Linked DNA regions of Homo sapiens: region 2 is linked to region 1. Evidence: read pairs that join two places in POLR2A ChIA-PET (ENCODE). Cell type or tissue: B cell. All regions are shown on one strand. Each heading gives the region's core, and the rest is flanking DNA. Links, peaks and the distances in the headings are about the cores only. Region 1 overlaps HRK (harakiri, BCL2 interacting protein). Region 2 overlaps LINC03088 (long intergenic non-protein coding RNA 3088).

What was found. ChIA-PET counts read pairs that join two places held together with the same protein. Peaks named below come from ENCODE experiments on the same cell type or tissue, not always from the same donor. Only the 100,000 strongest peaks of a DNase experiment are listed, where the experiment ranks them.
Region 2: POLR2A ChIA-PET joins it to region 1 with 5 read pairs; 2 of 35 experiments call an interaction of 5 or more read pairs at or near these places.

The regions. Positions count from the first base shown.
Region 1 is chr12:116,855,360-116,860,733 of GRCh38, forward strand. It overlaps HRK (harakiri, BCL2 interacting protein), which reads right to left. Exons shown (of 2, transcript NM_003806.4): 2 at 785-5,374. Among named protein-coding and RNA genes, the nearest start is that of HRK, 23 kb to the right of the region's middle. In B cell, for the core only: no CTCF peak of the experiment used is centred there; DNase peaks (open chromatin) are centred at 2,368 and 2,882; H3K27ac peaks cover 754 bases.
Region 2 is chr12:116,685,291-116,690,664 of GRCh38, forward strand. The region is part of intron 1 of LINC03088 (long intergenic non-protein coding RNA 3088); the gene reads left to right. Among named protein-coding and RNA genes, the nearest start is that of LINC03088, 26 kb to the left of the region's middle. In B cell, for the core only: CTCF peaks have their summits at 2,861 (motif pointing left) and 3,060; a DNase peak (open chromatin) is centred at 2,821.

The DNA of each region.
Region 1 (5,374 bases), core at 321-5,320:
TGGAGTCGGCCCCTCTAAGTCATGTAGACTGAAAGTGGGGCAGGGATGGGTGTTCAAAGGAAAAGAGAAGGTCTGGTATCTAAAAAAACAACCTGGGCCAGGCGCGGTGGCTCACGCCTGTAATCCCAACACTTTGGGAGGCCGAGGCAGGTGGATCACCCGAGGTCAGGAGTTCGAGACCAGTCTGGCCAACATGGTGAAACCCCGTCTTTACTAAAAATACAAAAGTTAGCCAGACGTGGTGACACACGCTTGTAATCCCAGCTACTCAGGAGGCTGAGGCAGGAGAACAGCTTGAACCCAGGAAGCAGAGGTTGCAGTGAACCAATATCGTGCCACTGCACTCCAACCTGGGCAACAAGGGAGAAACTCTGTCTCCAAAAAAAAAGGTATGTGTACTCAAACTCCCATTCTTAGGATGAGACTAGAACCCGAGTTGTCCGCAGTTGGAGACATTAATCTGCAGCCTCATTGGCTTGTCCACAGGATACCATGCATAAATTATGGTTGTGTGCACTCACCTCGAACTGTTGGGCAAGTTTCCCAAACCTGTGGCCCAACCCAAGGGCATTCTTTAGGCCAGTCCTTCCCTTCAGGGTTTGGGCGGGGCGGTGGATCTTAGGAATTAGAGGAGAGAAGGAAGTGTCTGGCCTTCTGCCCAAGGGAACATTGGGGCAGGCAGGAGCCAGGGGCAGGGATCCTGTCCCTGTTATGCAGCTGGGTACTCCCAGAGTCTATGAGGGCCAGCCTTCCAAAAGGAAATGAAAACACAAATGTCTTTGGCTAGAAGTGCACAATCAGTTTTTTAATAAAGTCATTACAAATATGTACAAAGCGTCTCCAAGGTATGAAATTCCTCTTACAAAAGAGCACAACGACGTCAGAACCAACAACGTCAGAACCCAGAACGGAACGTCCCCAAGCTTATTGCCTCTCTGGCTAGGCCAGAGGCCTCACTAAGGTTCTCCAGATACCCTCCCAGCCGCCCCTGCCACGCACACGGGCTCCTTGGCGCTTATAGTGCAAAGACCTTCAGGAGAAGAAACTTGGGAGTTCAGGTTGGAGAAGAGGGTAGAAAGGAGGTAAGAAAAGCTTCCCGTGTCCTAGGAAATAAGTCATACAGGCCCTATTTGCAAATTCCTTGCACCTTCCCCGGGGCCTTATAGAAACCAGGAACACAGGGTTAGGGCATGAGTATATAAAATCCACAACGAAACCAACCAGCCTGTCCTTGAGTGTCCCCAAAGGTGACACTTTTTCCAGTAGACCTAAGTCAGGCCCCGGCTCCCAGTGGGGCCATGTGCTGGCACTCGCCCTGGAACTAGCAGTGCTGTGGGACGACCTCATGAAGGGACCCAGTGGAGCAGAGCAGTCAGCTCACGAGCGTGGGGGTCCCATGGACTCGAGTCCAAATCTTGGCTCAGGCACTTCGCTGGTGGTGTGGCCTTCAGCTAAGTTGCTTAACCTCTCTGAGCCTCAGCTTCCTCCACTGTAAAATGGGAATGCTAACAGTACTATCTGCTAAAGTGGGCATGAGGCATCGCGGAGGGGAAGACGGGTAAAGCACTTCGCCCAGTGCTTGGGAGTGGCGAGCACGCCATAAAAGGTAGCTTTGATTATTGTGTAAAGCAGCAAGGACCAGTCTGTTCATGCTGGAAATGAGTCGAGATTGCAGGCTTTTTAACTGCCTTTACCAGATAGCAGGGCTCTCAGTAAATACTATATAACAATCTGCCAGCAAAGCTTGGGGTCACAGTGGTGACCTGACAAATCTGTTAAACATCGTGAACCAGACTGGAAAGGAACATTTCACATCATCTGCTTCCGAGCAGGACTGCCCCTCCACCATCCACAAGTCAAGTCTCTTCTGAGATGGAATTCTACAACTGGCACATTGTAGATGCTCAATCAATATATGCTAAATGAATGAATGAGAATTTAAAAAATAAACTTTCAGCTTAAGCTTTAAAATGACACTTTGACATCAATTTCCTCCCCTCATGGAACTTCCAGTCAGCTCCATGGGACTAAGAAGAGTGTCTAGCTGGTCCCCCAAACCCTTAACCAACTTCTGACCTTCAGAAAAGAAATGGGTATTGACACAGAAGAGCAAAATCTGTGTTCTGGTCAATGCAACTTGTAATATCAGGTGGACACTCAAAAAGTCCACAATGGTGAGCCACTGTCCCTAAAAGATACTTGTGTAGGAGGTGGGTGGGTGAGGACTCCTCTAATGCCCCAGGGAGGGAGAGTGATATTTTATCACTGTCAGAAACATAATAATAGGAGAACATGAGATCAGCTACATACATTGTGAAAACCAGTCACAGTTTCATTTTTCTGTGACAGTATTGGGTAAATCACCCTTTCCTCTCACCATCAAAACAGAAAAGAATCAAAATAAGAAGTGGAGGCTGAGCTCGGTGGCTCATGCCTGTAATCCCAGCACTTTGGGAGGCCAAGGCAGGTGGATCACTTGAGGCCAGGAGTTCAAAACCACTCTGGCCAACATGGTAAAACCCCATCTCCACTAAAAATACAAAAATTAGCCGAGCGTGGTGGTGGGTGCCTGTAATCCCAGCTACTCAGGAGGCTGAGGCAGGAGAATCGCTTGAACCTGGGAGGTGGAGGTTGCAGTGAGCTGAGCTCGCACCACTGCACTCCAGCCTGGGTGACAGAGTGAGACTCTGTCTCAAAATAAAATAGAAGAAGAAGAAGAAGTGGAAAAGAAGTCCCCAGTATCCAAATGAAGGCGGCTAAAAAAAAAAAAAAAAAACGAACAAAAAAACAGGAACTGGGCTCTAAGAGATGCGCAGGGCCAAAAAAAACCCAAAAAAAAACAAAACAGGAACTGGGGTCTAGGACATGCGCACGGCCTAGGACCATGGACAGCAGCCATTGGGGCCAATGGGCTCCCCAGAGAAACTTCCTACTCAAGCTACACCAATAACAAAGAGAATAGGAAACGGACCCCCAAATTTGAAGAGATTGTATTTGTTTGTGGGAGATCAGGTGGGGGTGAGAAGCTTCCAGAAAGGACTGGATCTCATTCGGAGTGTTGAAGTCCCGGGGGCTCCAGTCCCAGCGGTTCCTGGCTCCCCACTCTCTGAGAGCAAGCAGCACCATCAGAAATGAAGAGGCAAAAGTCTCTTCATCTCATTATGCAGCAAGCTACCTAAACGATGATCTCAGAGGCCTCCCTCTGCTTGTACGGTCACACACACACACACACACACACACACACACACACACACACACACACACTGCTGTCTGCTGAAACCCGATATGAGGTCTTTTTTAAAATTTATTTCAAAGCCTCCCTCCCTTTCTCTCTCTCTCTCTTCACAGACGCTCTGCAGTGAAGCTAATCAAAATCAATGACTCCTTGGCAGCCAGAGAAAAGTGGGGGAGCGGTGGAGGAGAGGGAGGGATGTTGCCAGCACTTTGCACACTGTGGAAATATTTTTTAAAAAACAAGAACCACCCCACTATCTCATGCAATCCAAGTAATACAACAGGAGAGATGGTGGAGACAATATATACATATATATCATGCTTCAATTTCCTAATACAAATGTCCATCAAGAAGTCAAATCTCATATAAAAACAAGCATTAAAAACAACCCCGTGTCAAAAATCGGGGCAGTCGAGAAGTGCACTCCAATGAATGATGTGCAAGGAAAGGTCAGGATTCGATAAATACGTGGTCTCTAATAAAACAGGAGAATATCTACAAGGGACTTGGCTGAGAAGCTCTATCAGGAGGTCGTGGGTGCCCCAGTTCTCTCAGCAAAGTGGCTTCATTGAAATCAAAATCACCCAAAATGCCAACCCCAGCGTTTGGAGTTTGTATCCTCCAGGGGAAACATCAAAAGCCAGTAGGCAAGTCGGGGCTGAAAAAGGGATCCTCTCACCTTTCATCTTCTCCTGTGTCTACAGGTGGTCAGCATGCCCCCACTACGATCTTGAAGGTACAGCCTTAAAGAAGCAGAGAACTGTGATTGGATACAGCTGTGTAGTAATGGACGCCCCTCCCCAGAAAATGGGGGGAGCTGGAAAGACCCTAGTCTGTGGCTAAGAAAGTGATTAAATAGAAGCAGTGACTGTATTTCATATTATTCTAATGAATTTGCCTTCTCTAAGTTCGTAGCTTTGTGGGAATATTACCCACTGCTCTCTGCAGTCCCCAGCTAAGCGAGGGTCCCCTGCAAACATCAGCTAGGGGGAGGGCACGAGTAATGAGGAGAAACACGTTCTCCCAAAATAAGCATTATTCTTCTTTTTTTTTTTTTGGTTTGCTGAGTTCAAAGCTGCGGGGTGGGGGAGTCTTCCCTGGCATTCAGCAGCCCTGGGGTTGCATTTCTCTTTAAAGGGCTATTTAGGAAAACACAAGGAACGGATTTTAAAAGGAAGACAGAAAGAAATCCAGCTCCCAGCTTGCAGCAGCACTGAGAGGTTGTACATTCTAAAGGACCTGGTCATTTACAGCAAAGCCTATGGAGGGATAATTCCCATTTCAGCCGCATCCACCTTAACAAATGTGGATCCCACTGCTGGCTTCTTAGAACTGTACAGCAAAGCCTGTGGGGGGATAATTCCCATTTCAGCCGCATCCACCTTAAACATGGATCCCACTGCTGGCGTCTTAGAACTGGAGCGGTGTCTGCTAACCAGCCTGCTGGACCCTCTGTCTATAGGTACCGGGTGGTGACCTGCAAATCCAGCCTTGGAGAATGACCGTCCGAATCTGCAGCCTGACACCTCGCCACCTCGGCTTTGAAAATGGCAGTGTGTGGTATCCTGCACAGAGGAAGAATACCTGCTTATGTTGGATTTTTCGAAAATGAAAGCAAAAAATAATCACTGCTCCCTGAAGAGTCTTTGCAGCCAAGTCTCCGTCCAGCACACATCTTTTTTTAGCCCTTCTAGAAACTTCTGAAAATAGTAGCTTATCCTTGGGGGGAAAAAAATCAGACCTCTGTCAATCAGTGAGATGCTGGTGCATTTCATTTAAATGGCCCACTCCCTCCCACAACATCCCCCGGTTATAAATCATCTTTGAACAGAATGTAGCCATTTCTTGGCTCTTTAATCCATAAAACCTAAACCCTGAAATCCCCTTGGGGAGTGGAGGAGGCTGTGGGCTGAACTCCGAGGACACTTTTGTGGGGGTGGGGGAGATAGCAACCAAGTCATGCATGAGGTCAGCTTTCTGCCTCATAACCAGCAAGCCTCTCAATGCCATCCTCCCTCCTAGACCCCAAGGTTTGCTCCAAACCACCTCTGGATATTCGTCCCCAGGTAGAAGAAGAGAAGAGACTCTCAAGTGGCACTTTTGCAACTTGTCCCTTAAAAAAAAAAAAAAAAGAATCTG
Region 2 (5,374 bases), core at 106-5,105, 170 kb before region 1:
GACTAAGACATCTAGTAGGAACTATCTAAATATTGGAGTTTAAACGTTTGTTTCACAAAGCAAAGGAACATGAGAGACAGGTGTATACAGCATGCTATATAGCTCTTGTACTTACAGGAAAAAGAGAAATAATACCTGCAAGTATTCGTTTGCATATGTATAACTCCCTTTGCATAAACACAAGAAAATGGTGTCACTGGAGGAGAAATCAGTGGCCAGGGTCAGCAGGGAAGAGAGATTTTTCACTGTTAAACCCTTTTGAGTGTTAAACCATATGCACGTACTAACTGTTCAAAAATAGATAAAATTAAAAATTGGCCAGGTGTGGTGGCTCATGCCTATAATCCCAGCACTTTGGGAGGCCGAGGCGGGCGGATCACCTGAGGCCAGGAGTTTAAGATCAGCCTGGCCAACATGTTGAAACCCTGTCTCTACTGAAAAAACACAAAAATTAGCCAGGCGTGGTGGCGCACGCCTATACTCCCAGCTACTCAGGAGGCTGAGGCAGGAGAATCGCTTGAACCTGGGAGGCGGAGGTTGCAATGAGCTGAGATCATGCCACTGCACTCCAGCCTGAGGAACAGAGTGACACTCTGTCTCAATTTAAGGAAGGGAGGAAGGAGAGAGAGAGGGAGGGAGGGGGGGAGGGAGAGAAGGAAGAAAGGTAGGAAGGAAGGAAGGAAACATATTGCTTAGCATATATTTCATATAATAATCAAATGATGCTACTGGATGGCTCTGCGTTTCTTATTTTTACCTCTTCTGGTCTTCAAAAAACCTGTTCCTTCTACCCTGTACTAACCTCCTTCTTCCTCTTCTATCAGAAAACTTCTCATGAAACCTTCCCTGACACCCCTCCCTTTTGTATTCCCATAGTATTAATTCATTTGTTCATGGTGACAATCATCACGTTGACTCTAGTTATGTTAAATGTCAACCTGCTTCCTCTAGACTGGAAAGTCTGCAAGGGCTATGTCTTATTTATCACGTAGTACAGATCCAGGCAGAGTAGATGCTCAACAAATGTTTTTTGGATTTTTTCTTTTTCTTTTTCTTTTTTTTTTGAGACAGATTCTCACTCTGTTGCCCAGGCTGGAATGCAGTTGCACAATCTCAGCTTACTGCAACCTCCACCTCCCAAGTTCAAGAGATCCTCCCACCTCAGCCTCCCAAGTAGCTGGAACTACAGGCATGTGCCACCACGCCCAGCTAATTTTTATATTTTTAGTAGAGCCAGGGTTTCATCATGTTAGCCAGGCTGGTCTTAAACTCCTGGCCTCAAGTGATTCACCTGCCTCGGCCTTCCAAAGTGCTGGGATTACAGGTGTGAGCCACCATGCCCGGCCAACAAATGTTTTTTGAACAAATACATTTGCTTAACTATCCTCAGTGAACCTCTGGGCACCAACTTTATCATTTTCATCATGAGAAGGAGATTCACTGAGAAAAACAAAATATGCTTCCAATCCAAGGAAGCAGAAAAGGGCTGCTGCCAACTCCAAGTGGCTGGTCTTTTGTCTAAAAGAAAGTTACACAGACCTTTGCTGTTGGTTTCCATAATACTTTGCCATTTCTCACATACAAGACTCCCATTTAATGCATACGTGTTTACATACAATGTAACCCCTGGGCACAATAACGTTGCCTTCTCTTTCAAATGGAATGGTTATGACAAAATGGAGAGGCAAGGCGTACCATTTTACTTTCCAGTTACAGTTGTACTATAGCACCAACACAGAGAAATATCAACCTTGTTCTCTTCCTGTCTGCGACTGGGAAAACATCAAAACATGTTTCTAGATTGTGGCTAGAGACAGACAAACGTCTCCCTGGCTGGACCCGGAAGGCCCAGCGTCAGCCTGGAGTAGGTTTTACAGCCATGGTGGAAACCCTTGAAATGGGAGGTGCATGTGGAGACAACTGTTCCATGATGTCTGGAACAGCCAGCTGGGTGGGTGGGGATGGAGGGGGTCCCAGCACCCTGGGCTCAGACGGAGGGAGGGAGGCATGGTAGCCTTTGGATCTTTGCATGACTCTGGGATCTGGGTCCCCACTGTCGAATTGAGCATTTTATAGTATAGGTTATGGAGCTGTGGAAAGAAATGAAAGAATAAGAGAGCAAAGGAAGGAAAGGGTAAGAAAGGCTGGGCATGGTGGCTCACGCCTGTAATCCCAGCACTTTGGGAGGCTAAAGCAGGAGGATCATTTGAGCTCAGGAGTTTGAGGCTAGCCTGAGCAACATGGTGGAGACCCTCATCTCTACAAAAAAAATACAAAAACTAGCAGGGCGTGGTGGCGCGCTCCTGTGGTCCCATCTCCTTGGAAGGGTGAGGTGGGAGGATGGCGTGAGCCCGGGAGGTCCAGGCTGCAGTGAGCTGTGATCGTGCCACTGCACTCCAGCCTGGGTGACAGAACAAGACCTTGTCTCAAAAACAAAAAGAGAATGGCAAGAAGGAAACTGTATTTAATTAGCAGCTCCTACATCCTACATGCCTAGCACTGTGCTGGGAGCATTGATATCATCTCATTTCATCCTGATGTCCATTCTGGGAGATGGGCATTCCTATTTTGCAGATAAGGGAACTGAGGCCAGGGAGGGCCACACACAGAGAAACGTGGCCTGTAGCACAGTTAGAATTCCACCCCGCTCTAAGTGGCTCCAATCTTAGCCCTTTTAGGCTACTCCCTGGAGCGGCAAGAGACAGGGGCAGGATTTCCCTTCTGCAGGGAAGGAGCGCCCTCCCTCTGGTGCCCAGGAGACTCAGTGCAGGGGAAGCCAGCTGCATCCGCGTGGCCTCTGCTCCTAGGGAAAGCACGTGCAAAAGCAGGGGAGGAAGTGGCAGTGCCCCCTGGTGTTGGGCGGACCACACACACCTCCTCAGCTCAGACCCATGCAGCAGCTTTAGGGGCTATCTCCTCTCTCCGGACACCTCTTTCTCTCGAAGGCTGCCCTAAATGTCCATTTTGATCAGATTTCGACCTCATCACAATGGAGGACTATGTCATTCACTCTGTACTCAACCAGGATTCTAGGGGTGGCCCAGCGGTCATAAGGCACAAAATGAGGCAGTGCTTGGCATGCGGCGGGTGTGGACGTTCGCAGAATGAGGATCCAGAGCTCTTTCCTCTCAAAGGAATGGCCGTCACCTGCAGTAGGGCAGAGGCTCTCTGATCCCAAGTACATGTGTGCTGAAAGAGTGTTTCTGCGCTGCTCCCACATCTTTTTTTTTTTTTTTTTTTATTTGAGACAGAGTCTCTTGTTGCACAGGCTGGAGTGCAATGGCATTATCTTGGCTCACCGAAACCTCTGCCTCCTGGGTGCAAGCAATTCTCCTGCCTCAACCTCCTGAGTACCTGGGATTACAGGCATGCACCACCACGCCTGGCTAAATTTATATTTTTAGTAGAGATGAGGTTTCTCCATGTTGGTCAGGCTGGTCTCGAACCCCCGACGTCAGGTGATCTTTCTTTCTCGGCCTCACTAAGTGCTGGGATTACAGGCGTCAGCCACGGTGTCTGGCTGCTCCCACATCTTTAAAGAGGTGTGGCTCACCCACAGAAGCAGGCGGTGGTGGGGTGGGGTGGGTGGGTATCCCCTGGTGGGGAAATAAAAAACAAAGTTTGTGTATAATCGATGCATGATGTCATATTTTGGGTCAGATAAAAGATTTTCCGGTCTTCATACTACTAAAGAGCCTTTCTACAAGTTTACTTTTCAGTATAAGTGCTCAGTAATCAGAAAAGAATACAATTCTGAATAAGCCCCTGCTTTAAAACAGAATCTTGGGGCCGGGCACAGTGGCTCAGGCCTGTAACTCCAGCACTTTGGGAAGTCAAGGCAGGAGGATTGCTTCAGGTCAGGAGTTCAAGACATGCCTGGGCAACATGGTGAGACCCTATCTCTACAAAGAATTTAAAAAATTAGCCAGGCACAGTGACATGCATCTGTAGTCCCAGCACTTTGGGAGTCTGAGTCAGGAGGATCACTCGAGGCCAGGAGTTCGAGGCTGCAGTGAGTTAAGATCATGCCACCGTACTCCAGCCTGAGCAACGAAGCCAGACCCCGTCTCTAAGACAAACAAAACCAGAATCTTGTGCAGTCCTGCTTCCCCACAACAAAGAATGAATCCCAGTTTCAGAACACCTGTTCCAGCTCTGCAACTTCCTGGAAAATTTTCCCTTGTCTTTGTTTGCCTCAGTTTCTCCTATCTGTAAAATGGAGCCAGGCTATCTACCATTTGTGAAAAGATTCAAGGAAACTTAAGGCTCTTAAGCTTTCAAGTACCCTAGACTAGGAGTCCTCATCACCACTAGCTAATTTCACCTTCAAAGCACTCTAGCGTTAACCAGACCTGCCTAATTACATTGCAGGGAAATGGCATGCGTTGGTTTTGCCTGAATATGACAGAAATTGGGGTGGCCATCTGTCAAAAAATGTTCCTGTGCCCGAGAGATAGATATATAAACTCTAAGTCCTATCTGATTATCAGTGAAGGTTGCGTGTGGTTTTTTAAGGTCTAAATACCGGGTGCATGATAAAAGAACAGTTCCTTTTTTGCAATATGCCAGCTGTCATGGGTTTCCAGGCAAGACATTATTTCTGATAAATAGATATGGACAATAGATAATGTCTATATTAATATTACTAAAAAGTGGTCCTCTCCTGCAGTTCACCCGAGACGAGGACGACCGTGTATAAAGAGGCAGCCTGCAGATGCCAGACAAGAGACTTTCTTCTTGTGACAGTTTGAGCTCCCTCACTGCAATTAACTTTTTCTCCCCCTCCCTCTCCTCCTTCATCTTATGCAATGCAGTTCAGAAAAAGGGGGCCTGTATTTTCCTCCTGCTGATGGAAGTTGATTAGCAGTCAGGTGGAGTGATGCTCAGGGGACAGCACAACGGATTAATTAAATCACTTCTACTGGCTAAGTGGTGACACTTTGATTTATAGCAGAGCTCACTCAACCAGACAGCGGCTTTTCTTGCATACCGAAGGAAGAAGGGCCATACTGGCCAGTGGTTGGAGACTGGGGGCTTTGCAAACTTTAAACACAAGCATCGTAGTCATTAAAGCCAAAGCCCCCCACTGTGTTCCTCTCTTGGGGGTAGGGGGATCTGCAAGGGAGACAAACTAGACAAAGCAGAGAGACTGAGCCAGGGGAGGCACAGGACTGTATCACGCCCTGCAGAAAAGTGAGCTTGAAGCAGTTCAGCACTGTTTCCCCCAGGTCTGTCTTTACTGAACCGTTCTTTGGCATCGAACTTTGGCTCACCCTGAAGAAATAGACCTATGGGAGTCCTATGGTATTGGCTCAGGAGTGCTGGTGACTGTTTCCATGACAGCACAGGGTCTTCTCAATTAGGAGCCCTCAGA